7 separate regions of the Mus musculus genome follow, and all the other regions are linked to region 1. A link is a loop called in an ENCODE intact Hi-C map of the cell type or tissue named here. Cell type or tissue: left cerebral cortex. All regions are shown on one strand. Region 1 has its middle 49 kb from the start of Gm31590. Region 2 overlaps Meis2 (Meis homeobox 2). Region 3 has its middle 30 kb from the start of 2810405F15Rik. Region 4 overlaps G630016G05Rik (RIKEN cDNA G630016G05 gene). Region 5 has its middle 60 kb from the start of Zfp770. Region 6 has its middle 76 kb from the start of 4930528P14Rik. Region 7 overlaps Gm13990 (a long non-coding RNA gene).

Region 1 (4,000 bases):
GCACAACTTTCAACCACAAAAACGCTGGACATTAAAAATAAAGTTCTTCTAAGCAAGAGGGAAAACTAAAGGCTGATATTAGTGTTTTCTTTTATCCCATGGAGGTATCAGTTGATCCCGTTTCTTTTGTCGGCCCAACTGAGCAAACTAGAAGGGAAGAGCAGTCTCTGACCAGCAACAAATCCAGGGTGTTAAAAGCAAGTTCCTTGGATGATTTTTCTTTGCCTTTAAAGCAAAACAAAACAAATTTTAAAATTTTATTTCCTCCTGGAGAGTTAATTTTGTTGCCAAAACATAGGCATGGGGCTGTTAACAAGCCATTTGAGAAGCTAAGTCTCGGTGATCTCTTTCTTGCAATCATAATCGGCAAGTGGCTTAAGATTGATGGTGAGGTATTTTCTGTCTCTTCTGGAGGACCTTCGTGTCAATTTATTTAGAACACTGACCAGACTGTCAATGCCTCCCAATTTTATTAAGCTGTTTGTAACCAAACACAGTGGGATTTCTACCCTTCCTCCCTCGTGAGTGTGAGAGTATAGTGCTGACTGCTTCTTGTTCTGAGTTCAGCTGCAGCGGGGTCCACTCCCTTGTGTTTGTTTTATTGTGTTTATATAGTTGCACGGACAGCTATGCATTCCCTGGGCACGCAAATACCTATGTACACATATATTTAAGGCGGTCCATGTGTTGTGCAGTAACTTCTCTTACACTTTACTGAGCTTAAAGGGGACCTTTCAAAAAAGTCAACCGCAGTGGCAGACTTCCTCAGAGAAGAATGTACTTTTAAAGTAATGCAATGAACTTCAAAACAGATTCCTTCTCGGCATAACAGCTTGCTTGCTGGTGCATATTTAAATCTATCTCAGTTATTACAATAGTCCCTAACAATATTTCAAGCTCAGCTGCACTTAGCCATCCCTATTCTGCCCAAAAGATCTGGGTTAACTCCCACCACTGCCTTTTCCTAGAAGCGCCCCTTTCTGTGGGGTCCCAGGGTGCCTGACCCAGACCTCCAACATCCACAAACGAGGGTGGGGATCTGAGATGTGAAAGTGGAATCTGCAGAAGAGCCAGGGTAGAGAATGGATTGCGCAATCCAAGAATTAGAAGCACTGGGGAGGAAAGACACACCTTTTCCAAATGCACCGTTCTTTCCTTCCCCAGAGCCTCGTTCCTCAGAATTGCTCTCAGAAAAACCCGCAATCTGATTCTTTAAAATAAAAACCAAAAACTCCCTGAGAAGCCAAAGTCGTTCCGCGTGGTAGATTGCCATGTCTGATGTGGGGGGTCCAACTGCGGCGGGGAGACCCTTCTGACACGGCTGCTTTGTCAGCGTCTTCTCCCAGAGGCAGAGGCGATGGAGATGGGTCGCGTTACCTGCTTGCTTGCGCCTTCTACCCTGTGCAGAAATCCCAGGAGAGAGTAATCTGGACGCTAGAAGTACGCCGCTGTGCACCAAACCCCAACTCTCTGAAACCAAACGGCGCACCTTGCGGTGCAGAGAGATGAAGTGCTTACACTCCGGAGGCGGCAGGATATTGGGGTGCGCTTCAGCCGCTCTGTCCGCGTTCAGCAAAAGCAAGAAAACAGGGTCAGGGAAGAAAAACACAGGCATGGAAAAGACCTGTTTGTGTATGGATACTGTGACAACTAAGACAGACAGACAGACAGACAGACACACACACACACACACACACACACACACACACACACACACACACACATTTTGAATGCTCTGGGATCCCAAAGATGTGTGCAAAAGGAATTACCTCAAATTGAGAACTGCTTAAATTCCAAAAGCGATTCCTGTAGACTTTTATAAACCTGTGAAATCCCCCCCCCCGGAGTTTGCTTTTACAAGTACAAGAAATATTATTTGGCATTTCTTGTTGCCCCTCATCAGATATCTATTTTTTAATAGCAATAATAATAAAAAGCCTTCAGGGTTGTCCATTAAAATATATCTTTGGAAGTTAAATCTGCAAGGGGGGAAAAAGCAAACTTGATCAAACCCCTACAGAATAAGGAGATTAGAAAACGAATCCTTTTGCTTAGGCATTTGGTCGTTTATTCCCCGAGGCCAAGTGAAAGGTGTGAGTACTTTCCTGTTTTATTATTATTTTTAAAATTTATTCATTTAAATGTTCAGCCATGACAAGCTATTCCCTCGCTGCAGCGGACGAGGGTGAGAGTAGTGGAAAGGGTAGGTGGAGAAGGGTGGGGGGCGCAGAAAAACACCGTTGGCTTCGCGGGGGGCTGTCCCGCCGCGGTCTGCCCTGAAGGCCAGCAGGGGGCGCTCTGATGTTATCTGTGGACCAGCCCGCGGAGCCGCTCAGAGCTCGGTGACACAGGCTTGGCGGTTTCACGCAGCTGCAAGAGGAAGGGGAGGAGGATCGTACCTCCTAAACCCTCAACAACGATTCCACTCGGCTTATTTACCTTCGGCTGGAAATGTATCTACGTTTCACTTCAACTAGTTTAGTGCTGCAGCTCCGACCTCTTTTCATCTGTGTCTTTACAGAGCACATATAATCACACCCTCTTGAAATATATATTAATGCAACTTATTAGAAACGACGATGAATAGTCAACATTTTTTTCGCCTGTTAGTTCCGCTGATCCAAGCAGGATTTATTTGCAGGTCTCACATCCCGAAGTCATAATGCGCCCCCATCCCACCCCCCACCCCCCTTAAATAAAATTGGTCAAATGTTGACAACCTGTAAGACAACCTACCACTCAAGATTAGTGATGGGAAACTAATGAGAAAATATCAGATCGCCCGGCCCGAGGGCTGCCAATTAAATCTTCGCTGATTGAAAAATAAAAGCGGACTTGGGGTGTGAGCCCAGCTCAACTTGAACTATTAATTTAACATGTTGCCGGTCCGTGCCTTCCCTCACTCCACTAGCGCCTCCCCCCTCCCCCCACCCCATCCCTCAACCTAAAAGCCAAATGTTATTTCTCGAAATATTTCAAGAGGTCCAAATCAGAATGATCATTTCTTACACGGTAAATATTAGCCCTTTAAGCAATATGATTTAACTAATTAGAAAATTTACATCATTAAGTCTCAGGGAGAGAAAAAAGAGAAACAGATCTGCCAATCATTTTAAAGGAGACAGGCACTATTGAAGTGTGAAGAAATCGGCTCTAATTCAAAAAGGCAATCGGGCAGAAAAAGCCCTCAACATTACCCTGCTAGTTATTAATCAGAAAGGGCCCTCTCTTCTCCCTGCGCCCCTCCCCTCTGGGCACTGAGTTTAAGTTCTTTTTTCTTTTTCTTTCTTTCTTTTTTCTTTTCTTTTTTCTTTTTCTTTTTTTTTTCTTTTTTTTTTTTTTGCCAGTGGCCCATGTCATATTTATATTGAGGTTTTGTCTGCTAAGGATTAAAATTTGAAAATGTTTCAATATGAAGAAAACAAAATCCTCAAAAGGAAAAAAAATTCTTCGTGTACTGGTAAATTTGTTGTAATGCACAATTCTCACACTCCTCCTTATTTTTATTCTTTCTTCCCATTAAGTTCTATTTTGAAACCTGCTCGGTGAGAACTAGATAGTCTTTGTGTTCTGCTCCCCTCCCCCTCCTTGTACCTCCTCCTTCCTACAAAGCAGAAACCTAGACTGAAAGCAGAAAAGTACAAATACATTAACAAAGCCTGACTCCCTTGATAAAAAAGGCCACGGTCTAGGCTTACAGTCAGGAGTCTACAGAAATGGGAATCTGTCCGGTGGGTCTGCAGACAATAGGACACATTGAGTATCCCCCACCTATATATAGGAGTCCATACAGTGTGTAGTTAGAGAAGAAAAGAAGACAGGTAGGTGAGAATAATTTTAAAGTGCACTGTGTGTGAGTGTGTGAGTGTGTGTGTGTGTGTGTGTGTGTGGCTTTTGTCTACCTCACTTCTTTTCTATTCAGCTTAAAACAGCAGCCTCATTATATGTAGGTGCCCCTTCCCATCATACTTACTTAAGCCCTCCGTTCACCACACACATA
Region 2 (4,000 bases), 200 kb after region 1:
GTGGTCGGCGAGATTTGTGGAGGAGCCTGAAAGTTCTTCATGATCTGACTTGGAGCTTCCATCTCTCTCATCAATCACGAGGTCAATGGGCATTTTTCCCTTCAAACAGCTAATGTACCGGTGGCAGAAGTTATCACATAGTTCGTGGACCTAGGAGGAGGGTCATGGCGAGGGCTCAGCTCAGGTTGTCTTTATAGGTTTCATTTTTTAAAGGGGAAGAATATCAGGTTGCAAGGTTACATTTGTAGAGAGCAACAATGTGATGTCTTCCAAAATAACTCTAATTAAGGGGTGTAAGAGTTGAAGGCAAGGAAACAATAGGGCAATTGTGGCAATAGATATTATCCTCCAGAGACTCCCCAGAGCAACAAGTTACAAGAAAGAAAGAAACTGAACTGGAAGTAACTGAGTTCAGACTGGGGAAGCAGAGATGAAAGTGTGATTTGGTAACTCAGAAGCATTTAAACACTAGAATTAGGGACATTTGTGATTCTGTTGTGTATGTTTCCTGGGGAAATGATTGATCTATGTATCAAGGCAAAGACACCCCAGAGAGGACTCTTCTCTCTGCTTGCACCTAGCAAGAGCACTGGGTCCACGATAAGCTAAGCTAATAGAGACACAAGTAGACATTGTGTCCAGCAACACAAATGGCTCTTGCTGTACTTCAAATAATCCTGAGCGCCTGGGGGTGGGGGCTTTAAAAGTCAGAGCTGCCCTGATTCCCATATCCTCTGAGCCCCTGGGTTAAGAAGTCTATAAAGGAGGGAAATAAAAACGTGATCAACATCTCCAGATGTGTAATCCCTCAGTCTGGAGGCTTGTAGCATCTCCAATCATCTGGTTGAGAGAATCAAAATTCGGACTGTTGTTTCCTGCTTACCTTTTCTAACTCCAGAAGATGAAACCTTAGTACTTGAATTGCTTGTATCATCTGAAAGGGAAATTTAATAGGATAGAGTTAGGGTTCTAACACATGCAAGTTGTGTGTGTGTGTGTGTGTGTGTGTGTGTGTGTGTGAAGGTCAGTGTGCTGAGGAAATTGGGCAAAGAAAGAAGAAACCAGCAGGTGGCCGGGCAAAATTCACACACCAAGAAATAAGAAAACCAAATTATTACTGATCATCTCTGCCTCATTGGCTACAGTAGTGGGAATTAGTATACAGGCAGCCTTAGTATGAATTCCCCCACCCCACCCCCACCCCACCCAGTCCTCACAGTGTGGTGTTGGTACAGCTTGCATTCTCCCACCAGGTCTTACTCCACCCCATTCCTCTTTTACAGTCTCCTCCTACCCTCCACCTCAGGTCAAATTGGAGGAGGAGGAGGAGGGGGGAGGAGGAGGGGAAGGAGGAGGAAGGAGAGATAATAGAAGAAAAATAAGAGAGAAGAGAAGAGAAGAGAAGAGAAGAGAAGAGAAGAGAAGAGAAGAGAAGAGAAGAGAAGAGAAGAGAAGAGAAGAGAAGAGAGCTATTTCTTTGGACAGAAAAGCCTTTTTAGAACTGCAGACTCAGAGCAAACCTCCTCTCAGAAGAAGGAAATACTCCAGATGAATGGAGAGGCTGGGCCTTTGAAAGGGGATTTAAGTACTTTTAATATTGAAATCCTGCAAATTAGCAAAAGAATTGCACCTAAAAGTGGCCTGCGCAGGATAGCCCCTCACCCCCAACCCAGTCCTAGCCCGCCTTTCGCTGCCACTGCCGGAGCAGTTACTTCCTTCAGGGCAGCGGCCTGGGGCTCCAATGCCTCCCCCGGCCTGTAGAGGAAATCACTCCCTTCTTGCCGCTTACTCTCGAGGCCAAGACCTGGGAAGCATCCCTACTCGGCTCTGCGCCGCGGCGCCTGCGGCTGCCTCGGTGGGCTTCTTAGCCCCTAAGGCCCATACCGCCCCTGGCTCGCCTTCCACGTAGGGGCTCTAAATAAGTCTCTTCCCCTGTGTTTTCCTAGGAGGGCTCTGCCGAAACTCCATGGAGCTCCAGGAGCAAGTGGGTGACTCTGAGTTTGGGACGGGGCCCCGAGGCTGGAGACAAGCAAGAAACATTGAGCCTTACCAAATTATCCAGCTCTGGGTTTGAGGAAAAAAGAGGCTTTTCGGCGCGAACCTATAGGAAGCAGGGAAAGTCAGAATGAATCTTCAGCCCATTTAAAAACAGAAAAACCCTATCGGCCACTACTCTGGGTTGTGGGACCCGGTTCTCTGGAAGGGCAGGGGCAGAAGAGAGGACAGGGGCTTTGGTAAAATTCAAGAAACAGATTGGTGTCTTAAGTGAGTTGGGTCGCTGGAGAAACAGCAGGGCCTTCAGGTCCTGATCTGGTGGGGAGAGCCATACTCTACTTCAGTTGTAGCAGGGTAGGCAAGGCGGCTCGTAGATCCTCAGTACCCGCTTCTGCAGCCGGGTCAGAGGCTGGGTCCCCCCATCTCCAGCACCTCGGTGCCTGTGCAGACCTCACTGCCAGGCGCCTTGTTTCCTTTGCTCCCGGGCACTCCCAGGTCCCTCCCAGCCCCTCTCCCCAATTCTTGTTCAAGTAGCTGCAGGCGGGGAAAAGGCCAAGCCCCAGATTAGGAGCAGGTCAACTTTAATTCGAGGGTCGAGCCCCTGTATTCCTGGCTGGGGGGAAAAACAAACACCCATATTTATCTCCCTTTCCAATTCGCCTCCAGGCTGAGGGGTGGGGAGGAGGCGCAGAGTGCCGAGTGGGCCAGAGAAACAGATCGGGTGTCTTGCCTTTTCCTCCTCTTTCAAGTCAAACTCGGAGGAAGGGGGTGGGGGAGTGGAGGGCTTCTGTGGGGTGGGGGGTGAGCGGGTCAAGAAGGTTGGACCTGCTTGGCGAAGACCGCGATGTCCTCGTTGAAGGAGTCAGAGGAACAGACGTCTCCGCCGGCCACTCCGGGTTCCCGGGGAGTGCAGGTCGCCAGCTCGCACTTCTCAAAAACCAGAGCTAACAGAGGAAACAACGGGTGCCTAACGGGCAGCGCCACGCAGAGACACACGCACGGAGATGGGGTGCAGAGGGGAAGGAGCAAGAACTGTAATCAACAAGTTTGGAGGGTTTGCATTCCTTCTTTAATACAACAGGCACGCAACACACTACACCCTCAATCAGCCGAGCCTGGGCCACAAACAGAAAGGAAACAGCCTGGCCTTTTCCCTGGGTTCACAGGTCTTTTCAGATCAGTTCGGAGAAGCCCCCGGCCACTTTAGCCCGCCAAGTAAACATATACTCAGTTGGGAAGTAATGAAATACGCAAGAAGGCCAGGCAATTTAGAGCTCGGAGTAGATCCAGACCCCACTCCAGAGACGCCTGCCACACAAACCAGGGCAGGGAGCGCTATTTGGTGCCCTCCCGCCCCCCACTCCCATTCTGAATTGATCTAACGGGCGGTTCAGACCCGGCGGAGGGCTTCACCAACATCCACACGAGAGAGACTTTTCACGATTTTAAGAAGGTCTCATCTCTCCACCCTTTGCTTTATAAACTTGTTTGTTCTGCTTCCAGTAAAGCTCCGGTAGTAGGGCCAAAATAATAAGAATGTTAAACAAGAAAGAGCTTCCATCGAAAGACCACATTTCTCTCAGCGTTGCAGCTCACAAGAATAAATAAACCGCGTTTCAAAACTTAGAAGTGTGAGTGCCGGGCGCGTACGCCCTTTGTGTTCCTCCGGGCGGCTTAGCTACACCTCGGGATGCTTGAGGCCTCAGGCTTTAGGCTCAGTTGCTGTTTACCCACTGTCCCCTCCCCTCGGCATCCCGCCGCCTTCCCCACCTACCCTCAGCCGGAAGAGCCGGGCTAGTACTCGCTTGGACCGTGCTTGCCCACCCCTCCCTAATCTCTCCGAATATAAAATAATTTCCAGCCATTTCCCTGACTCCCAAGAACGGCTGTGTGTGTAAGCGGCAGTCTCTTCCACCCCGCTGCACTTCAAGGTCTGCCCCCTTTATTTACAGAGAATTAAGAAGTGAGTGATTAGGACTTCCTGGCCGACAGAAGCTGCCCTGAT
Region 3 (4,000 bases), 250 kb after region 1:
CGGTTAACATGTCAAGAAATCTCTAGCTCAGATAAGAATCTCGTAGGGTCTGCTCTGTGCAAAAATATTTAAAACCCAAAGCAACCATTTAAATGTTGTTTATTTTGATGGGCCAGGCAGATTTCTTTGTTTTGTAAAATGTTGCATGCCCAGGTTTTCCCTTCGTGGGGGCAGTTTTTGTTCCAGTATCCTATCATTATTTGCTCCCAAAATTTTATCTCTTTTGTTTAAACCATCTAAAAATAAAAGTGGTTGTTGATCTAATTTTCTCATGAGCTTAATTTGTCAATTATCAAATCACATTGGTCAATACAACGACTGAATCAAATGTGACCCTGACGGTCTCACTTTTAAAAGCTTCTGTAGCCTGTTTTGTTATTTCAATGCACAGTATTTACAAGCAAAAGCCTTGAGCTGATCAATAAGAAACAAAAATGCACTGTCCCCTGTCATTTCAAAGTCATCCATTACAACAACTCAAATATAAAACTCAACTGCTCTGGAATACAAATAGAACTGCATAATGAGGCGTATGTCTAGAAACGAAAAGAGCACTTTTGAAAGTATTTTAGGAAGTATTAATCTAATTCCAGCTATTAATTTTTGATTTTCATTCTTGAACGTGTGGATGCTATAAAAATGATATTAAAATGTATAATGCTCTCCTACCCTCCCTCCCCCCCTCCCCCTCATCTCCTTCCTTCCTCCTTTCCTTCCTCCTCTCCCCTCCTTCCTTCCTACTCTCTCTCCCTTTTATTCTGGTGCAGAATAAAGAGTAGAGCACCTCAGAACACTAGATTTCTCCTCTTCCTACTTCAGACAAGGGACACTGACATGAATATTGGAATCATGTAGACGACTCAGGAAGACAAACATTGAAAGAGTCTTAGGCGAGTAAATCTCACTTTCTATTAGATTCTTGGTAAACACGGGGCACATAATTGATGATAGCTTCTTCTCTTGAAGACAGTATTAATTTTTTTTTTACCAATTCATTTTATGCCGTGGCTTAGAATAATGCTAAAAACAACACCAAACAAGCCAACAATCAAAACCAACCAAACAATAAACCCCACAGAGCAGGCACTAGTAGTGTTGTGTTACACACTATACCTAATGACCAACACTACTTAGAGATGCGGGAGACAGATAACTAACTGAACTTACTTTGCTTTAACTATTCCTTAAGGTTCCAAACACAAGCAAAAGCCATTGGAAGCTTAGCAGTGGTGGCATTTGTCTGGAACCAACGCTAATTTTTGCCACCATAAGCATCTCCTAAAGCTTGGTGTCATATCCCGTGTACAGAAAGTGACATCTACTGGAGAAACCAGAACTGAATATTTACTTTCCAAACCTCTTTTTTTTTTTTTTCCCTCCCTGCCAAACTTCCAGACAAGTTGCAATATCCTCAGGCTTATTCAAAGTTTGTAAAACAAAGAATTTTATTTGGCTGAATGTGGTAAAGCCTGGTTTGCCCGTGTCATTCATTGTTTTCTTAGGGATGTCCGTCGGGAAACAATGGTTATTGGGATCTCACAATTATGTCCTGAGAAGTCCTACTAAAGTCAGGGAAAACACAGCTCCGACAGGCCCTTCAGGGGACACCGAGGTCTTAAATAACCCACTAACCACTAGAGCTGAGTGAGCCTCTTCTAATAATCTCAAAACATGTTTAGAAAATGCCTAACTTCTCTAAGTAGTCTGGAAATTGTAAAAACAAATTGTAAAACCAAGTTTGGGATTTGATTATATGATTTCTTTTTTCTGTGCTGGATCTCTCCTCTGAGTTATTTTGTAATCTGATCATTTTCATCCATTTATGCTAATTAGATGTATATCTAACCCTGAGTCCAAGTTTCACATTTTGTCCCTGAGTGTTGGAGGATAATACCCAGGTGTTTGTCCTTTCTGTCAGGTCTACAAACTGATGTAAACAATGAAAGACATAAATTACATCACTTTCACCTTTCAGTTTTAGAAATTCGTTCTCTTACTATGGCCCAAAGTCCTTCTGATCTTAATAGAAGTTGTTGGTGTAGTTACCCTGCCGGCTTGGAGACAGCAGGCCAGCTGCATCCTGAAGTCAAAGAGTGTGGTAGACTTTAGCAGTGACTGGCAGAGCTCTTTCCTCTGCTGTAGCCTCATACCCAAAGTGGATGCCTCTATCCTGAGATTATGCCTCTGCAGTTCAACACCAGACTTCCTATCTCTGCTTGGTATTGAGTTTTAAAACTTTGATTTCCATTAGTTGTTTTCTTTCTTTCTTTCTTTTTTTTCTGTAACAGGGTTCTCGCACTCCCTCTGCTGGTCTTGTTAATTAACAGAATCAGTCTTTAGGAAATGTAGTCAAAGAGTGAAGCTGGAGGACTCTCGAGGAGGACTGTAGAGGAGGACTCCCGAGGAGGATCGCTGAGGAGAACAACTGAAGGAAACAAACAAACAAACCCAAGGTTGACTACTGAGCAGGATGACTGAAAGCTGTCCAATGCCGTGCCAGAGATTCGTGTTGCTTATCCTCCAGATGGAGCAAAGGCGGCCAAGCAAAATTTGTTTTTAGGTGGCAAAAACACATATATTGCATGGTTATTTCTGTATCTTGAAGAAAGAATGTCACAAAATGATCGATTTCTTAAAAAAAAAACTGTATCCTTTCTCCACAACAATAGAGCTGGTTGCTCATGTTCCATTCAAATTCATGTATAATTAATAAGAGGCATAAAGATATGGTGTACCAATTTTGTATCTGAGTGTTTACACCCTTGGAGGCTAGGTGGACAGTTCGGCTTTAATGGTGGAATTCCGAGCTCTGGTTAGCGACACAGCTGCCCAGTGGCTAAACTCCTACATCTCTCTGGAGTTGCAAGAGAGTGACAGCTCTTGGCAAAGCCCAGGCCTAATCACAGCGCAGAGAAATGACTTTTGGAAGGTACATTACCAAGCAATTAGGAGCCATTTAATAAATTACCCCTTACGGAACACTTTGAACCCTAGTGGTCTGACGAGGTTAATGCACCTCTCACAACTGAGTGTAACTGCTCGCTTTCCCGGGGGTAACACCAAGGCCATAGCTCAAGCAACCCCCTTCTCCTGAGTGGCCTCTTACTCTTGAACCACTTCCCTAGTTGGTATCCAAAGCCCACGCACTTGCCCTCCCGTCTGCAGGTCATATACGACATTTTCTTACTGCGGCATCCATTGGGCTCGCGGCTCATGGGGACAGAAGACTTTGCGCTGCGGTTAACACAGCCCTGCGGCCTTCTTTCTGCTTGTTTACAAAGAGGCCCATTTTTCACATTTATAGAGAATTTGACTTCTGAGTTCCCTTTAAGATGTGACATCTGATGCAATTTCCTTTCCTCGGAAATTGTTGAGTAGCAACTATACTTTAAATGGATCCAGTATTCAGAATTAAGTTTTAGGGTATTAAATTTGGAAAACATCCATGGTAGGTATATACTTATAAGCTAAAAATTTATTATGGACACACACACACACACACACTCACACACACACATTTCAAAATGGAGGCGTGGAAGGAAATTCTACTGGATACTAAAACAAGATTTGAATAGTGAAAGTTTTATGATTTAATTTAAATCAAAAGTGAGAATTTTGGAACAGAAATATTTATGGAATTTCAATCATTTTAAAAGATGTTCAAAGAATGGAATTAAGAGAGAGAGAGAGAGATTTCAGAGAGATACCTGCATGCCTTCATGAGGATGACACTGTGCTAGCCCTCGGGGTGGCCTGGTGAAGGACGGTTCCCCAACCAGGATCTACATTGTCACAGGGTATGGAATGTTTATTCTTTTCAAAGCTCTGCCAAGAGCGACAGGAGATGAGTAAGACATGGTGTAGGCTTTGAGAAGCTTACAGTAGTGTTGTCGAGCTAGGATTTATGTGTGTGGGAAACTCGGAGCAATGAGTGGAAGTAGTAGAAGGCAGAGGAGTCTGCTCAGGAAGGCTTGGTGGAGTCATGGCATTTCCTCATGCC
Region 4 (4,000 bases), 220 kb after region 1:
TCATTTACTCTCCCACATTTGAGGTGAAGGGAAATAGGTGGGGCAGCCCCAGAGACAGACAAGAGATGGGGGTCACAGGCGCCATGCACACCTCAGTCAACAGTCAGCCCCTTCTGCCCAGGCTGGAAATGGTTTTAACAGGCGGTAAAATTTCATCTTGCGGTGTCAAATTGGGGTCATTTTGGGGTTAGAGTTCTCAGTGTCCGTGAGGAGCTGTCCAGCTGTGTGGGGACTCATTAACTGCAAAAGATCTGTTTCAGTAAAAACAATTCAAAGACAATTGGAAGGCTAAAGACTCTCTACAAATCGCGTTTTACAAGTGCCCCAGAACAAATATGGTTGGTAAAACCTATTTCTTCACAATCTTAAATCAGCTACTTAGCTCTGGAGTGGGGGGTGGGAACATTGAATTAAAAAGGAGGTGAAAAGGGGGGTACTGAAGGGGGTGAATGAGAAAGAGAATTGGGCCTCTCAAATTTAAGAGTCTGTTTTTAATCACCCCCTTTCTTATTGAAGCATCTCCTAGACTTCTGAAAAGCACTCCTTTCTATTTCTCCCTTTCTTCTTTTGATCCCTTGTGGAATGTTACTATAGGTAACATTAAGGATTTAAGGGAATAATATAAGCCCCCTAGTTCTGTAGTCCAACGGCATTGGCTTTTGGGAGGGGAGTTAATTTGAAGTAGCATTTATAAACTCCAACTTTATTTTAGCTGTGCTTGTTCAGCCTCCTTGAGGTGGTAATTGCGGCTGTTCTTTTTATATCCCCCCTCCCCAATGTCCAGATCCTCTGCACAGATAACTCCACATTCCTCAGAACTGTGAGGTCCTGAAGTGTTAATCTGTGTATTAAAATCACCAGATTTAAATCCCTTTTGTCTTCTTTTCAACAGTTAGAACAATTGATGCTTTATTACCAGAGCCAGTAAATCCAGCCTTAATCTTGTTTGTAACTTTAGTTAATGTTTTGATTTGGAATATTTCGTATCAAGGAGAGTTTTATTGAAGAAAGAAGGTGAGATTATGTTTGAATTGGGGAGGTTCTGCTCAGCCTAATGGAAGATAACTTACTCCTTTGAGTTAAGAGGGGTTTCATTGGGTCAAAGGAAAGCTCATTGCTAAAACGGGAGGCTAGCCATAGGAAATGCCAGGGTTTTTGACAAACAAGGTTGATACTTAAAAGTAAAATATCAATAGGAACGAAGGACCTTTATTTCCTTGAATTAGTGAATCTAGCCGGGGTGGGACCTCAAAAACACACGATCCATTTGCTTTTTCTCTTGCCATGTCCACTTCTGCTCTCAGGTTTTCTCTTTCCATCTGCACTACTTTCCTTTGGGTTCTAAAGGAGGGTGAGTTTTAAAAGTCCTTTCCCCCTTTCTCCAGGATTCCTGGGCTGTCTGTAAATTGTTCTCCAAGGGTGCTGTGGTCCTGCAGAAACAGCCCTGAGTCTTATGTTATTGGGACAAAGGCTCAGGGCTTAGGTTGTCTTCTGCCCTGGTCCTGCTGGCTGACAGTTGGAATTTTTGATATATATTTTATTTGGCATTTCTATTAACGTGTTTGTCCCACACTCCAGCCCTTGGAGCCATTTATTACTTTTAAAACGTCTCTTCTCCGTAAACCTCCGCTCATCCTTGTGAACTGTTTTTGACCTTCTCCGCAGTATAACTGAAAAGTTACAGTAAAAAGAATTCTGCTCACTTGCTTACCTCTTACCTTGGTTCGTGCTCTTTCTAGATGGTGTCTACCCTGGGAAAGGGCCCCTGTCCTCACACCACTACTACCACCACCTTACTGGTTTATTTTTGCTTTTGCTTTGTGTTTACTTTTATTTATTGGTTTTTTTCCTTTTTCACACCTTCGTGCTCTATCATAGACTTTTTTTCACCCTGGAAATACGATCAAATGAACCGACAGGTTAAAAAAAAAAAAAAGATGGAGTGGAATTGTTGCATTTTGCTTTTGCCCTGTTTGATTTCTTCCCATTTTAGCTGTTTCCCTATGGCGCGGAAAGAACGGGTTTCAATAAATAGCCCTCTAGCGCTATCTGGCGGGGCTCCAAACACTCTGTGCACCGTGGCGCTGTCAGTTTCTCCTTCCCACGCCCTTCCTCACTTCCTTTTCCTTTTCCTCTTGCTCTATCTCTTGTCATTTTTGCGCTCTGTATCCCATTTCCAGTTCCTTCTTTTCCCCTCCGCCCCTTTCTAGTCTTTACTACAGATTCCAATGCAGACAGGGACACCCCCCGCCCCCCGGACTGGACGGTTGTAACTAGAAGGCAGTCGGCCACCCAGATCATAAAGACTTTCCAGTCCTGATCCAGAGTGACTCACACTCATCTTCTCCCTTTGTTGAGCACCTTAGCTGTGTTAAAAGTGTTGACGAGCCCAACACTCCGCGGGTGGTGTTTTGAAGGGGCTTAACAATTGGGAAGTTTTCTGGAAACAAGACTTTTTTCTCTCCCGGATTCCGGCTAGTACAGCTTATATAAGTTTGAGATCTGAAAGCCAGGAAGCCCCGTGTGGGAGAAAGGAGGCTTCGAAGGGATTGGACAGCACAGCAGGGGACAGAGTTGTTGTTGTTGTTGTTTAGGGGAATAAGATACTCGGTGCTCTCGTCCCCGGGGAAATCTAGGTTTCCAAGGGACTGTCTCAGTCTGCAGTCTACATCCAAGGCGCCTGTCCATTTGTTCTTCCTCAGTTAGCCAGATTTATTCCCAGAACTCCCACCAATCACACACACACACACACACACACACACACACACACACACACGCGCGCACACTTTAGAGACAAGTGTCAAAGTGGGACTAGGAAAGCCCCCTAGAAAAACCACATGGTGAACCAACACACACCGTTCGAGTAAGCCAGTGGGGCTAAACGGGAGTTACACGCATCTTCCTGTACTTAAAACCGCTCAGTGGTGCGAGCCGAGGTTAAGGAAGACCGAGACCCAGACAGTAAGCCCTGCTAGGTGGCTCATCGATAGGCTGCTGTATCCATTCATACTCTCTATTTTTCTCTTCCTCTCCCGTCTCTCCCTCCCTCTTTCCCTCTTCCTACTTCCTTCCAGCCCTGTTTCTCTCCCCCCTTTTCTCTCTCCCACCCTCTCTCCATCCCTCCCTCCCTTTCCTCTTTCTGTTTATCCTCTTCTTCTCTCTCATCCTTTCCTCCATCCCTTTCCCTCACACTCAACCTGAGAAAAAGCTCCAATCTGTGCTTTAAGCAAATGTCTTCCTTCCATGTACTCCTCTAAACTCTGGGATTCACGTGGCCAGAAGGCTTGTTAGGAACTCCTAACGGCTTCGAAGTAGAAAGGAGGCTACATCTCCTAACATACCTAAAAGGTGTGTAGTGCAGGCATGAGCAACTTTCCTTTGTAAGTGTTCTGAACGAAAGAACGAGGCTCTACTCTGGACCTCTTTATATACAAATGACAAACAGAATGGAAAATAGCAGAAAGGGTGCCCTACTACCAGCTCTACTCCCTAAGAATTTTTCTCACTCACCCCCCATTTATGAGGGAAGAAAGCACAGTTTGGGTGTAATTAATTGAAGATTGTTATTAGGTCATCATTAGTCAAAGTGCAAATAATTGCTCCCCATTTTTACTTAAAATTGACCAGCCTGAGAGTGATAGATCGATTCAGAGGATAAAAATGATGTATCAAAACATCAATGTCGATTATTTGAAATATTGTAGTCGAATTTTTTTTATTGCTTCATCGGTTAAGTGTCTGAAAGTGCGGTGTTCAAACATATATTTATGTTGTCAATACTGTCAGAATTGTCAGTTTTACTATACCGGATATGTACTACATTTCAAATTTGTTCATTTGCATAAAATGCCCACCCTAGGATTCCCCCCACCCCACCCCTCTCTGGAAAATCCCTGTCAGCTTTTTCAAAGGATTCTGCAATCTTTGCCTAAGCTAAAGTGGTCACTGCTTCTCAACTCAAATCTCCAGGATGGACTCCACGTCCTTTTCGCATTTGTTT
Region 5 (4,000 bases), 1.6 Mb before region 1:
CTGATGGAGTCCATGTATAGAACTTACACACATGCTTGTTTGACAGGCTAATTTCTGCTTTTCAGCATCCAGATTTGCTGAGGGCAAGGCTTAAGCCAGTGGGTTTCTTTCTGTATGCAGGAGCTCTTTAGTCCCACATACATCCCTGAGCAGAGGGAAGGTCACAGAATAGTGGAAGGTACAGAATGCACAAGGCATCCTTTCATGATATAGAATGACTGAATTCTACTAAAAACGGTGCTTAGAAGTGTCATAATACTTATTTCGTAGTGGAATAAAGAAGGAAAAGGAAAGAAAAAGGGAAACGGGTAATTAAAACAATGAGGTTTTCTAAAGAAATCTTCAATCGTGAAGTCAAGGACATTGAGACAGAGGCAAATGCTGTCTTCCTAAAAAGAAATGTCTTTCAGAAAATTCCTTAAAAATTCCCCTGATAGGGTGGAGTGTGTATGTTAAGCTTATGTCTCTTAAGTGAATTTGATTAAATAAGCTACCAACTGAGATTTGTTTATTAAAACCTAAAGATTTAAAAAGCCCTTTGGATTGTCTCTATGCATGTCTATTATATTTAGAAGATTGCACCTGTGTACAATAATACTTTCTGCTCAGTAGAAGGAGAAGCACGAACAATCAGACTTAGAAAATGAAATTAAGCCTCATCTTGGGACTTTCCAGACCTAGTCTGCCGCCTCCATGAAAGTGTGGGTGGAACTTTTGCATTTTACAGGTTTTCGTGAAATCCTGCATTCACCCACAAGACTTGCTTTCTAATACTGGCAATGATGTTTCAGAGAAAGAAGTCGACAGGAAGGAAATGCTTAGGGCTTCTGTGTTCTCCCCACTCACTTATTTATTTGCAAATACTTAGAGTCTGCCTTGTTTTGAGCATATGCACATTTCTTGTATCTGGAGAGACAGTAGTGAAAAGGATAGATGTGGTCCCCGCTTCTGCGAAGCACATATTGTGAGCAGGAGAAACAACGACCACGCAAATAAGTCCGTATTGAAGGGTGATGAGCTGCAGGAAGCCAGTAGGATGATAGTGTGCTGGAGACAGGTACATTGGGAGAGTTGTGATGGTGGAAGACGGTTCTATTGTGACGGGACAGATCCAGGCTTGTGAGAAAACTTAGGAAAAAGCCCTCCCATGGAGGCAGCAGCGACAGCATGCATTTCCCAGTGTCTTCCCACATAACTTGCTGCCCAGTGTGTTGGGGATAAATGTTAGCTTCCCCCAGCTGCTCTTCCCAGTGCATGGGTCTCTCGAAGGCCCCAGAGATTGCAGACCCCTAAGAGCATAGATCACTTGAAGAAGTAAGCGAGGCAGAGAAGTGGAGAAGGGGTGTTCTACCATTCTCAGCAAGAAGTTGTACTTTCACGCCAAAAATATGTTTTTCTCTCTCTCCACATTTAAAAGAAAGCACTCTTGAAACTGAATGCAAGAACCAAAATTAACAAAGTAGCCTTACATTTTAGGGAGGTTTGATTATAGCATGTGTTCTTTCTTTTAGCCACTAGAGAGCAGTGCAGCCCATCAAATGCACCAGGAGGCTCATGATCAGGGCTGAGGTTTAAAGTGAAAGTCCACACCACAGGTCAACTTCTGCCCTTCCCTTTCCTCTCCTATGCCCTCAAAACCCCACTGTCTGGTTTCCTGCAATCTAACGTTCACAAAAATAACCTAGAAGCAAATTTCATGTTTAGAATAAAACTCGGATTCTTTGGGGGGTGGGGGTAGAAATCAGTGCATTTAATCTTGTTGAAGGCTATTGGGAGCCTTCCCAGCAAAAGAGGCTCAATGGCTGCAACCCAGATCCACACAGAACAGGGGCAGGGCTTCTTGAGACTCTTCGAGAACAGACTGAAGATTAGGGTGCGTAGCCAAGAGGGCAGGGGCGTTTGTACTGATAAGCTGAAGGCCAGCTAGCTGTTGGTTTGGGTGGCAGCAGAGGTGGTCTCACCGCACTAGCCTCAGTGGGCCCAGGAGACTTCTTTCTGAGCCTCTCAAGTTTCAGGCGAAGTCCAAGCTGCCTGTTCACTGTTCTGTTGTATTTCTTCATTGGTCCTTTTACGAAGCATGGAAGAGAATGGGTTGACAAAAAGAGAACGGTGACAGACTTCTAGCTATATACACTCAAATAAACCCAAGGTTTTCAGATACGAATTTACACACACAAAGGTAAGAATCTATAAAACGGTGGCTACCTGAGCAAGGACACAAGTTGTTCTCCTAGGCAGCCTCTACTGGTCTATTATAACAAAACAAGTGGGAGAGAGAGGGGGCAGGGTGGAGAGGAGCCATTGGCCGGATGACCGCTTTGTCTTGCTTTTCATTAGCACGTAAGTGACTGGCGCTGGAATTGCATGCCGGACTTTTGGTTCTGCTGGTAGCACACTGTGCTCAATAAAAATTAATCCATCAATCAACAGGACAGAAAATCCTATCCTGCCAGAAGCAATACCTCCTGTTTGTCCCATACAAAAGCTAATTAGAGTGTTGGGTGTTGTAATGGAGGCAGAAACTGAGCAAAATAGAAAAAAAATGTCCCACAAATTATCAAATAAAAAATGAGACGGGGAACAAAAAACAGATAGCAGTGGAAAGCTAATAGTTCTTATTCCCCCCCCGAGGATGGCCTCTTTTGACTCAATGCAATAGAAGTTTGTGTATGTGGGACTCTGGAGTGCCAATGTTTGTTGGTCAATGTTGGTCAGGGGCATCTTTATTCTTCCCAACTACTTACCCTAGAACCACTTACTGCTGTGCTCTCAGAGGTCTGGTCTCTAACCCGCGTCTATCACAAGGGCTTCTGAGTTCACTGGAGTTTTGCTTGGTCAGGGACTGGAAAGAACAGTTCATCTGGAAGGAGGAGCTGGGATGCTGGGGAGGCCACAGAGATGGTATGAAACGGGAGTAGAAAAGCTAATAAGTCATTTGTGACTCCCTGAAGAAATGTGTAAGGGTGGAGAGGACACACACACACACACACACACACACACACACACACACACACACGGTTGACAATGACACATTTATACATACACACAAGGTATAATGTCACCAATCCCTACCTCACACGAGGTTACCTCTTGAACTGAAGACTTAAATTCTAGAAGCTCTAACTTTCCCAATCTTAATATTAACGGAGAAGTTCTGGAAATTGCTATAATCATCACAACTGGTTCAGTGTTATTAATTTTCCAGTGGTGTCTCGCAAACAAGCCCTAGAGGTGAGAGAATGGTCAATACAAACAACCCTTTCTTTTTCTTCTTATGTCACAAGGCATGACTAGCCTGCGCACCCTGCTACCTAAAGACACATTTATTTAAAAGAAAAAAAATAAATTTAGAAAACTCTAGGGTAACCAAAGTTTTCTGATATTGGACTACTTAGGGGGCTTGGGGGGAAATTAAAAATTATACACTAATATAAAATAATTTGTCTGTGATATGTGCTTACTTTCTTGCTATACTGAATAGAGGGGCACACACTGAATTCCAATTAAATATTTGTTGTTTGACAGTGGAGCTCGTTGGGAGGGATTTCCCAATGGGCCTGTGGTCTTAGGCCTCATCCCCAGCACCACCTCCCACTTCAACAACAGAATGATTTAGCTGTTAATCATGCTTTCTTCAGCTGGCTCACAGCAGGAACATTAGGCTCCTTCTGGTCACTTCTTTAAAGACCAGCAAGGTCCAGGGCTTTGGATTTACCTTCCACAACCTTTGCACAGAGAAGTTCATCTGAGGACAGAACAGAAACATCTGAGTATCCACCCCAGCCACAGAGCTCAGAGAAGCCTCCTTCACCTGCCTGTATAGCATTTGTGTGGGCAGAGAGAAAGACAGCAAAGAGAGAGAACAGAACGTGGGAGGAAATGAGGGGAGAGCAATAAACCAGGGACCTAAGAAATAATGTGCTCCCCTAAGACGAAAGGATGGACTATCCAGAGACTACCCCACCCGGGGATCCATCCCATAATCAGCCACTGACCCAGA
Region 6 (4,000 bases), 590 kb before region 1:
AACGCACCAAGTCCATTCTCCATCGTGACTTTCCTAATAAATGACCTCTGTGTAGTTTGTTGTCCTAGCCTTTGTTTGCTCATCTAAAAATGGGTACACTCATGATTAATTTCAGAACTTTCCAGAGATCAAACATGAGATAACAAGTTTGAAACTCATTATAATGCCTGTTAAATAATATAACTTGGCTAAATAATTATTTCCTTTTTACCTTTTTTTCTCATAGCTGGGATAATTAGTTGCCCTTTCCTCTCACTGTGTCCTGTATTTCAAAATATATTTTTCCCCATCAATCTCCAGTAAATTATCCAAATCACTTTTATCTTAGGCAATAATCTACACAGAAACATTTTATTAGTAAATAAACTGACATTCCTTATAACACTCCAGTGTCATTACCTTCTGTACTAAAATCTTTTACAGCTCAACCCTACACCCACACATTGTCAATCCATAAAGCAAACATTGCAAACACATCAACCAACTGGAATCTGACTTAAGGAACCATATAGTGGTAGATATTTCTAAGTCTCCAAAGCAAGTGTGATCCCTGCAGGAACAGCACTGAGCGAGCACTGAGTTGACCGCTTGCCTCTCTAACACATCTACTCAGCTTACTTTGGGACCATCTCAAAAGATAATAAGAAAGATATGGCCTGCATAAATTTTAAGAACAATTCAAATATAAGTGATGCTTGGATGCTTGGATGGATGAAGGAACTGTGATCTTCTGATGAAAGAACCATAAATCTAAATAAGTAAAAAAAGCAAAACAAATAAATAAACAACTTCAGTTGTCCTCCTACTATATCAGGACATGAAGACTGGCACTCCTACTGTCTGTCCTCTATTGTACTCTATAAGCCATCAACTTGCATGCCTTCCTTGGGTGAATAGAAGAGATATGTGGACATTGCCTGCTCTTTCCCAGCCTCAATATCCTGCTGTCAAAAGAGGAAGTTAAGAGAGGTGAGGAGATGCAGGAAAGAACAAAGACACTCTTAGAAAGGTTGTTATTGAAAATGCCACCCATGATGCTCTGTCACTCCAGGGCAGAGAGGTGGCTGGCACTTCTGGGAGACACATTTGCTAGAAGTTGGTTTTGGCAACATTTAAAGACTAGACTTCTGCTACCTGCCTTGTCTCCTGGTGACTCTGTGCCAGGGTGTTTTGCTTTTTCTGGGTCTCAGTGTCTTCACCTGAATAGGCAAAGGATTGAACCAGCTCACCAGGAGACATTTCAGGAATGACACTTCTGGCCTCAAATTTTGGCACTTTATGTGAAGGATTAATAAGAAAAAAATTGCAAAAGAAATATTTTAAATTCTTCATAATTTTCATTAAAATTTTCTTATTTTGAAAGTTCAAGTGAGAATAGAATAAAGCTAAGGCTAGATATATAATAAACATGGGAGAGGCATAGGGAATAATATAAAGAAATAAGTCAGGAGGTTGAGTCTAGATATGTGTGCTCTTCCTCCAAGTGTGGTAGGACTTTTCTGACACAGAGACACAAAAGACACAGACATCCCGCCACTTGGAGAAGACTGGCTTTGACCCTGAAATATTAGGGTGTTACTGAGAGCCAGCCCTGAGTTTACAGAGCCTATGAAGCAACTCTAATCATGATCAAGAAGAAAATGGATGACTCTCCCTTCCTATAAGACTCAGAAAGAAATTGTGTTAGCTACTTTTCTCATCACTAAGATCAAGTATCTGATGGAAGCAATTTAAGGGATCATAGGCCTGTTTTGACTAATGGTTTGAAAGATATGGTCACTCATCGTCAAAAATACATGGCAATTGAGTCCACTGGCTCTATGATGAGATATCTCACACAGCTTGTTCATTCCAGTGGATCATAAAACAAAGAGAGATGGGGCTAGGATCCAGACTAGGTTATAACCTATAAGAGCCTTCTGCCAGAAGCCTACTTCCTTTAGCTAAGCCCTACCTCTTAAAGGTTCTACAGCCTGCCAAAACAGCACCAAACAGTGTGAGCCAACTGTTCAGATATAAGCCATTTGAGAGATGTTTCCCATTCAAGCCTAACACTGACTTTAGATACTGCTTGTCAGCTTGGTCACAGTGTGAATGTATTTTCCACGTGTAGGCATTTGGAAAAGGAAGGTGAGTCGTGATGTCTGGTTCTTTTATGATTTAGTGTGTCACTTGCTTAAAATCAATGAGCTCCCCGTCCGTTCAAAAGACTTGATTTTTGTCATCCGTATTTTCTTCAAAGCATCTTGGTGAGAGCTATGGGGAGAAGATTATTCAAAGGAACAGTGGATGGCAGTGTTGGTTTGCAGCTCTAAAGGAAAGCAATGAAAAGTGCAATTTCTTTTTAAAAGTAGCACAGATTTGACCTTCTGAAAGAGCCACATGGATGTGAGTCTAAACCTGTAAAGAGTCATGTCACTGGGTTCAAAACATGATAAGGAACTATGCGTGACGATTTGAGAATCCCATTTTTAAGACATGGAAGGAAAACGTGACCTAAAAAGATAGTGATCTCTTAAAACTCAGTTTTACATACTGTCTTTATGGTAGCTAAATGATAATTAGTTAGCACACAGAACTAACAAGTCAATAGATAGTGACCAAGGAATACAACTGGCATCTTAAAGCTCACGGTAGCCTTGTGTCTTTAAAGAGTATAGGGGGAGGAAGTTTCAAGATAAAAGAGAAAGAGACCTGACAAGAAGGCAATAGATACAGTACATGCAATTAAGTACTTGTGAATTTATCAATTAATAAATAGTAGCTCTCAAATGCTTGCTTCTTTCAAGAGAGAGATTATTGGGTTTTGTGTTTTCTTCCCCATATCCTCCAATTTTTATGCCTTCTACTTTACCACCATATACTCAATTAAATGTTGACCCATTCAGGTATGCATAGCTTCACTCAGTCAACAAAAATATTTAAGCATGTGTACAATATATGGAACCACATACAGAGTTCTCAATGAAGCAGGGAACAGACACACAGGAAACTAGGCAATGTGACTATAGCTAAGTAGCTTGTTCAGATGTCTCTGATTGATCAGTGAAAATACAGTACATTTTTTTCTCAATTACCCCTTTGCACTATGTCAAACTTCCCTGTTCTGTGAACATATATGAAAAAATTTATAGAGGGTCCATGGCTGTTCTCCAAGAGGACTTGGGTTCAATTCCTAGACTCCACATGGTTGTTCACAACTATCTTAACTCCAGTACCATAAGCTACAATGCCTTCTTTCAAACTGCTAGCACTGAGCTCACACAAATATTCATGCAAACAAAGCACTACTACATGTAAAATTATATTAATTTAAAATTTAAAAATATGTTTATTAGATATGTTTTAAATCTTTCAAGCATTTTTGTCATTAAAATACTTCTTTTTTTTTTCAATTATTTTGTAGTCAAAACATATTCTTTCTGCCACATTTAAAGATACTCAATTATTCATATCTGGCCAAGTATGTGGCTGAGGGGAATTGAAGATGGAATGGGCAGGTAGCATTTCTTATTCTTCTGTCTCACCTTTGATCTTATTTGGGAGATGGGAGGGTGTTTGAAGTATGCTCTGGGATGCAAATCCACCTGATACAGATCCTTCATCACACATTCAAGGCTTAATTCTAAGGCAGACTCAAGTGCTTACCTCTGCATTTCTGCCTGAATTAACACCTCTGTGTGTGAAGGCAAGGTTTACCTAAATAGCTTCCAGAGTTTGTAGTGCTTTCCACAGTAAAAACAGCATTCGACTTGTTTTTGAATCCTTTGTCCTAACCTCCTGGCCTCTGTAATACCCACTGACACATAAGGAATTGGAATCTTCTGTTGATGGCAAATACAAATGCATTCTGCTAATCTTTCTGGTTTTGTACTCTCATCTCTTTCTTTGCAACTGCATGCATCCTACTCTGATAAACCTGGAGCAAATGAGCAAGTCAGAAGCCTAGTCCAATGATCAGTTGAGAAAAGAGAAACCAATATGCCTTCCCAGAAGCATC
Region 7 (4,000 bases), 970 kb after region 1:
AGAGAGAGAGAGAGAGAGAGAGAGGCAGAGGCAGAGAGACAGAGAGACAGAGACAGAGACAGAGACCTGATTCCATGGGATGTAGCAAATGAGGTTAAAGCTATTTAACACCCGCTATGCCACGCTCTTGTTTTCTAACCCCAAGCAAAGCTCCCACCAGGCTGAAGATCAGGGTCCCGTCACAGCAGCTTTGAAAGCGGCTCCCTATTAAAGAGGGGATCTGACACCAATGCAGCACAGCAGATAAATTAGTCTGCAGCCCCGTTCACCGTAGCTTCGTGGTTCCCCCAGCTTCAGTTCCCCACAGATGATCCAGTTGCCACCCACGCAAGCCGCTATAAGAGGATTTCCATCAACATCCTTAAAACCGATTTTGGATTTTTGTCTTTAGTTTTCAATGTTTCAATCGTCCATGACCCAGCCTTTTTTAAAAAAAAAAATCCAGATGTGCATTGTTTTATTTTGCTTATTACGACTGAAAATGTGTCTCACCTTTTTTGTTGTATCATAAAATTAAGTTCTTTAAAACATTTAATGGAAGATTTACAGAAGAATAAAATGTCCGTGCTTTTGTTGGTTCAAGATCTTGCAAACCCTTTCACCACAAAGTTTAGAATTATTTCCCAAATGCCATATTTCTGTTGCTTCACTACTCTGCTGATTGCCATGAAAGCACACCACGAAGTCAACACTCTCTTTTTAAGCATATAAAAAGCATATTAAATAGCTTAGCTACAAGGGTGGGCATACATTCCTTCAACCCAGGTAACAAAAATCATTTTAGCATCCTTCAGATCACTCCTTTCAATAGATCCAACCCTAAATAACAACAAAAGAAGGGGGAAAGATAATATGGACTTGATTTTTGAATAGTTCTTCCCTCAATTTCCTGTTCTTAGTTTTGGGGGATAAAGGGAATGTTAGAGGCTTCTTCTTTTTCAGAAATAACAAAGATTCAGGAAATTCTATCTGTAAGTACTGTGTGTAGCCTAAGACTTCCCTAATGCATACTGATCACTGTGCATACAGTAAACAAATGAACAAACTGTGCTCTGCTTTGGTCATATTCTAAGTTTCGTGGTATTTTAAACAAACTACCTTAGAAATGATAAACAAATAAAAGAATAGAAAATAACTACAGGAAACAGAAAACTTGGTGCTTAACTAAATAATTCTCCAATTGCCTCTTTTTTTAAAGCATAAGTAGAAATTATCGTTTAAGGGACAGCATTTGTGCTTGTTTGAAACCAATATGGATATTTTGTGAATGAGAGTGCTTTGACTTGCTTTTACCTCCCTGTTCCTGCTTTCTGTGTGCGTGAATACAACCAGCATCAGACACGAAGCTAATTGGAATCAACTGCACCCATCTTCACAGGAACACGCCGGAATGTGTACCATTCAGGCTCGGCTTACTGTAATATCCTCTATGGGATAGTTGACCACAGGATTCTCATTCACAAACAGCCAGGTTAAACAGTTAAATGCTAGCAAATCCTGCATAGCCCTGTGGGAAATTTCACTTTAATCCTGAACTTATAAGAGGGCAATCAAAGCCCAAAGCCCGGGTAACAAATCTGATCCTCTGTTGCAATCTGTGCCCTCCTGGGAAGGAGAGAGGTGCTCTCCGTACAAGCCCAAGGTGGATAAATACCTAAATGATGAGATAGCCAGCGAATGCAGAAGAGGCATCTGGCCTCAGCCATTCGCTTCCAATTCCATATTACACAGTGAGAGGCAATCCTCGCCCAGCTCAGGAGCAGCCAGTGCTGATTACTAGAAGTGAAGTGTGGCTTACGGAATGATTAATGACAGTGTCTGGAGCAAAACAAAGCACAATGAGGGTTATCTCTAATCCACCTGCTTTCGGATGCTATAGTAAGGGAATGAAAATGGCCCCCGAGAGCCCTGATGATAAAAAAAAAAAAATCAAACGAGAAAGGTGCAAAGCTGCAGATATGTATTAATCTGATATCTAAAAACTAGGTCTTAGCTTGAATAAAGCATTAGGCATGAATGGAGCCCCATAGGTGATAGATACTGGGCCATAGTGGACTTCACATTGTCTGTATTTTTTAAATCAAACAGAACTGTTCCCTTCAGTATTGCCTTTGACATTAATAGGTTGGTATTTGAAAAGTCACAGTTCACTAGATGAGCAGGCTTGTGAGTGCAAGCTCATTAAACAAACCCCCTTTTCTTGTTGTCCAGTAAAAATGTATATATATGGCACCATACCACCACCTTGTGGCTTCTCTGTTCTGGTGCACACCACTCCCGGAGAGAGGTCTAAAATTCAGTCACCTTTTCCATATGTATAAATCCAGGTGGGACGTAATTAAAAGAACAATGATGTGCTTTATAAGCAAGCACATTTATGGGCAGCTTTCACCAAAGCCAACACATTGCCAACAAGATCGTTCGAGTTTCATAATGTATCTTTGGATGCACTATGAAGCCTGAGCCTGGCCATTTCAGTTATGTCTGGTGGAACTTCAGGCAACCAGTGAAACAGAATGGCATGACATCCAGTGTCTATCTGAAGAGAGCAGGCAATGCCATTTTCTCCACCTGCTCCCTTGGAAGTGCTCACTGGCTTCCAGACTTCAATATAGCTAAAGAGAAAACATGTGCTTTAAATACAATACGTTTCATAGTGTTTTCATAATCTTTCTGAATGTGGGGGAGACTGCAGAGCACCATCAAGCCCCTTTCTGTTCCTGTCCCTAAATATACATTGACAGAATTCTAAGGACAATTACATTTTCACTGTAGGACATTTACAGATTCACCATGCATTAGCTGCTCAATGTGAAGATCATACTGGGGACACAATGGCATTCTCTGCTGTCTCTTGAGATGCAGTCACTCCTATTGGAAGGTAACAATAGTAGCTCCCTGATCCGTGCTGCCTCTGGACATCACCTTACTCTCAGGGTTAGGAAAGCTTAAAGATGAGTATCCATTGCACTTTTCTCTCCTTTAATCTGATGAGCAACAAGTTAAGTGTTAATTCATATTTCATGAGAGATTTTTAATATTGAAAGTCTAATTGAAGATCTAGTGTTCCGTTTTTAACAAGGCTGACACTACTGTTGAAAGAAAGCAAATACATTATTTTAATTAATATCAATTCCTAAGTGCTCCTGATTTATATATTAAACAAAGAGAGAAAGTGTCTTGTCACACACGACAATTGAGTCTGTATTCACCTTCATTTACTCAGTGCCCACTCCCCCACCCCTTCTTCCGTGGGAAATGCATGATGGAAGCCGCCATGTAGGAGCGTGTGTCTCGTACACTGTTAGGCTGAGCTGCGATCAGTCTCCCCTTACTTCCTCAAGTCAATTCTAGCCAACAATGCTTGTCTCCCCCTGACATCTCCTACAAGCAAATAAACAGCTTCTATTGTTTTAAGCGTAATGCCTCTGTGTATGGCACCACCTTTCAATAATCACAGAGGCCAACAATATGTGTGTAATAAAGGCATAATGGTAGACCAAAGGAGATAATTAATAATAGCATTTTAATGCAGCTGGGAACAGAAATTGCCTTACAACCCAGAGCGTCTTCAGTTATTTAGCTAAGTACAGAATCACCCAAGTGGTTAGGGCCTGAATGGAAAAGTCCTTTTAAATGTCATTGCCACAGGATACAGGAAAACTCCAGTTCCTTGGAGATGCTAGCGAGCCTTCAGATCATCATTAACTCAAATATTATCTATTAGGTATATTTTGCTGGATTTCTCTGCCCTTCCTTCAGTATTCACGATGGCAGTAATTGTTTTGCCTTTTGGACTCATCCCTGTGATGTCCTCATGAACTCTCTACCCCAGAGTCTGCATTGTTCTTCTCCTATCTCCTCACTGCTCACTGTACCTACCATAAACACACTGTAAGTCATCCGTGTCCATTTCCAAAGCAATAACTTCAAAGGAGACACGAGAGCACTCTGTGCTTTAGGAAACACACTATTTTTTGGTCCAATGTCTACTGCTACA

The links. A loop is a pair of places that touch in the nucleus more often than their neighbours do. Peaks named below come from ENCODE experiments on the same cell type or tissue, not always from the same donor. Only the 100,000 strongest peaks of a DNase experiment are listed, where the experiment ranks them.
Region 2: a loop joins it to region 1, with 4 times the contacts of the local background. A loop is called at or near these places in 33 of 42 quality-filtered maps.
Region 3: a loop joins it to region 1, with 9 times the contacts of the local background. A loop is called at or near these places in 14 of 42 quality-filtered maps.
Region 4: a loop joins it to region 1, with 6 times the contacts of the local background. A loop is called at or near these places in 33 of 42 quality-filtered maps.
Region 5: a loop joins it to region 1, with 5 times the contacts of the local background. A loop is called at or near these places in 5 of 42 quality-filtered maps.
Region 6: a loop joins it to region 1, with 2.5 times the contacts of the local background. A loop is called at or near these places in 5 of 42 quality-filtered maps.
Region 7: it touches region 1 in a loop (4-fold over the local background); 10 of 42 quality-filtered maps call a loop at or near these places.

The regions. Positions count from the first base shown.
Region 1 is chr2:115,853,676-115,857,675 of GRCm38, forward strand. No RefSeq gene overlaps it. Among named protein-coding and RNA genes, the nearest start is that of Gm31590, 49 kb to the left of the region's middle. In left cerebral cortex, a CTCF peak has its summit at 2,308 (motif pointing right); DNase peaks (open chromatin) are centred at 378, 524, 1,454, 2,334 and 3 more places; H3K4me3 peaks cover 1,697 bases; H3K27ac peaks cover 1,006 bases.
Region 2 is chr2:116,058,631-116,062,630 of GRCm38, forward strand. Meis2 (Meis homeobox 2) reads right to left here. Exons shown (of 12, transcript NM_001159568.1): 3 at 2,821-2,962; 4 at 2,051-2,101; 5 at 884-934; 6 at 1-150. Among named protein-coding and RNA genes, the nearest start is that of Meis2, 4.4 kb to the right of the region's middle. In left cerebral cortex, no CTCF peak of the experiment used is centred here; DNase peaks (open chromatin) are centred at 1,921, 2,399, 2,983, 3,251 and 2 more places; H3K4me3 peaks cover 2,615 bases; H3K27ac peaks cover 2,768 bases.
Region 3 is chr2:116,104,112-116,108,111 of GRCm38, forward strand. No RefSeq gene overlaps it. Among named protein-coding and RNA genes, the nearest start is that of 2810405F15Rik, 30 kb to the left of the region's middle. In left cerebral cortex, CTCF peaks have their summits at 1,326 (motif pointing left), 2,307 (motif pointing left) and 2,991; DNase peaks (open chromatin) are centred at 1,309, 2,306 and 3,861.
Region 4 is chr2:116,069,603-116,073,602 of GRCm38, forward strand. All of the region lies in intron 2 of G630016G05Rik (RIKEN cDNA G630016G05 gene), which reads left to right. Among named protein-coding and RNA genes, the nearest start is that of G630016G05Rik, 4.4 kb to the left of the region's middle. In left cerebral cortex, a CTCF peak has its summit at 2,054; DNase peaks (open chromatin) are centred at 41, 662, 1,724, 2,106 and 3 more places; H3K4me3 peaks cover 2,746 bases; H3K27ac peaks cover 3,521 bases.
Region 5 is chr2:114,259,032-114,263,031 of GRCm38, forward strand. No RefSeq gene overlaps it. Among named protein-coding and RNA genes, the nearest start is that of Zfp770, 60 kb to the left of the region's middle. In left cerebral cortex, a CTCF peak has its summit at 1,521 (motif pointing right); DNase peaks (open chromatin) are centred at 725, 1,519 and 3,839; H3K4me3 peaks cover 233 bases; H3K27ac peaks cover 352 bases.
Region 6 is chr2:115,266,156-115,270,155 of GRCm38, forward strand. No RefSeq gene overlaps it. Among named protein-coding and RNA genes, the nearest start is that of 4930528P14Rik, 76 kb to the right of the region's middle. In left cerebral cortex, a CTCF peak has its summit at 2,292; a DNase peak (open chromatin) is centred at 2,260.
Region 7 is chr2:116,819,300-116,823,299 of GRCm38, forward strand. The region is part of intron 3 of Gm13990 (a long non-coding RNA gene); the gene reads right to left. Among named protein-coding and RNA genes, the nearest start is that of Gm13990, 57 kb to the right of the region's middle. In left cerebral cortex, a CTCF peak has its summit at 2,258 (motif pointing left); DNase peaks (open chromatin) are centred at 263, 2,005 and 2,274.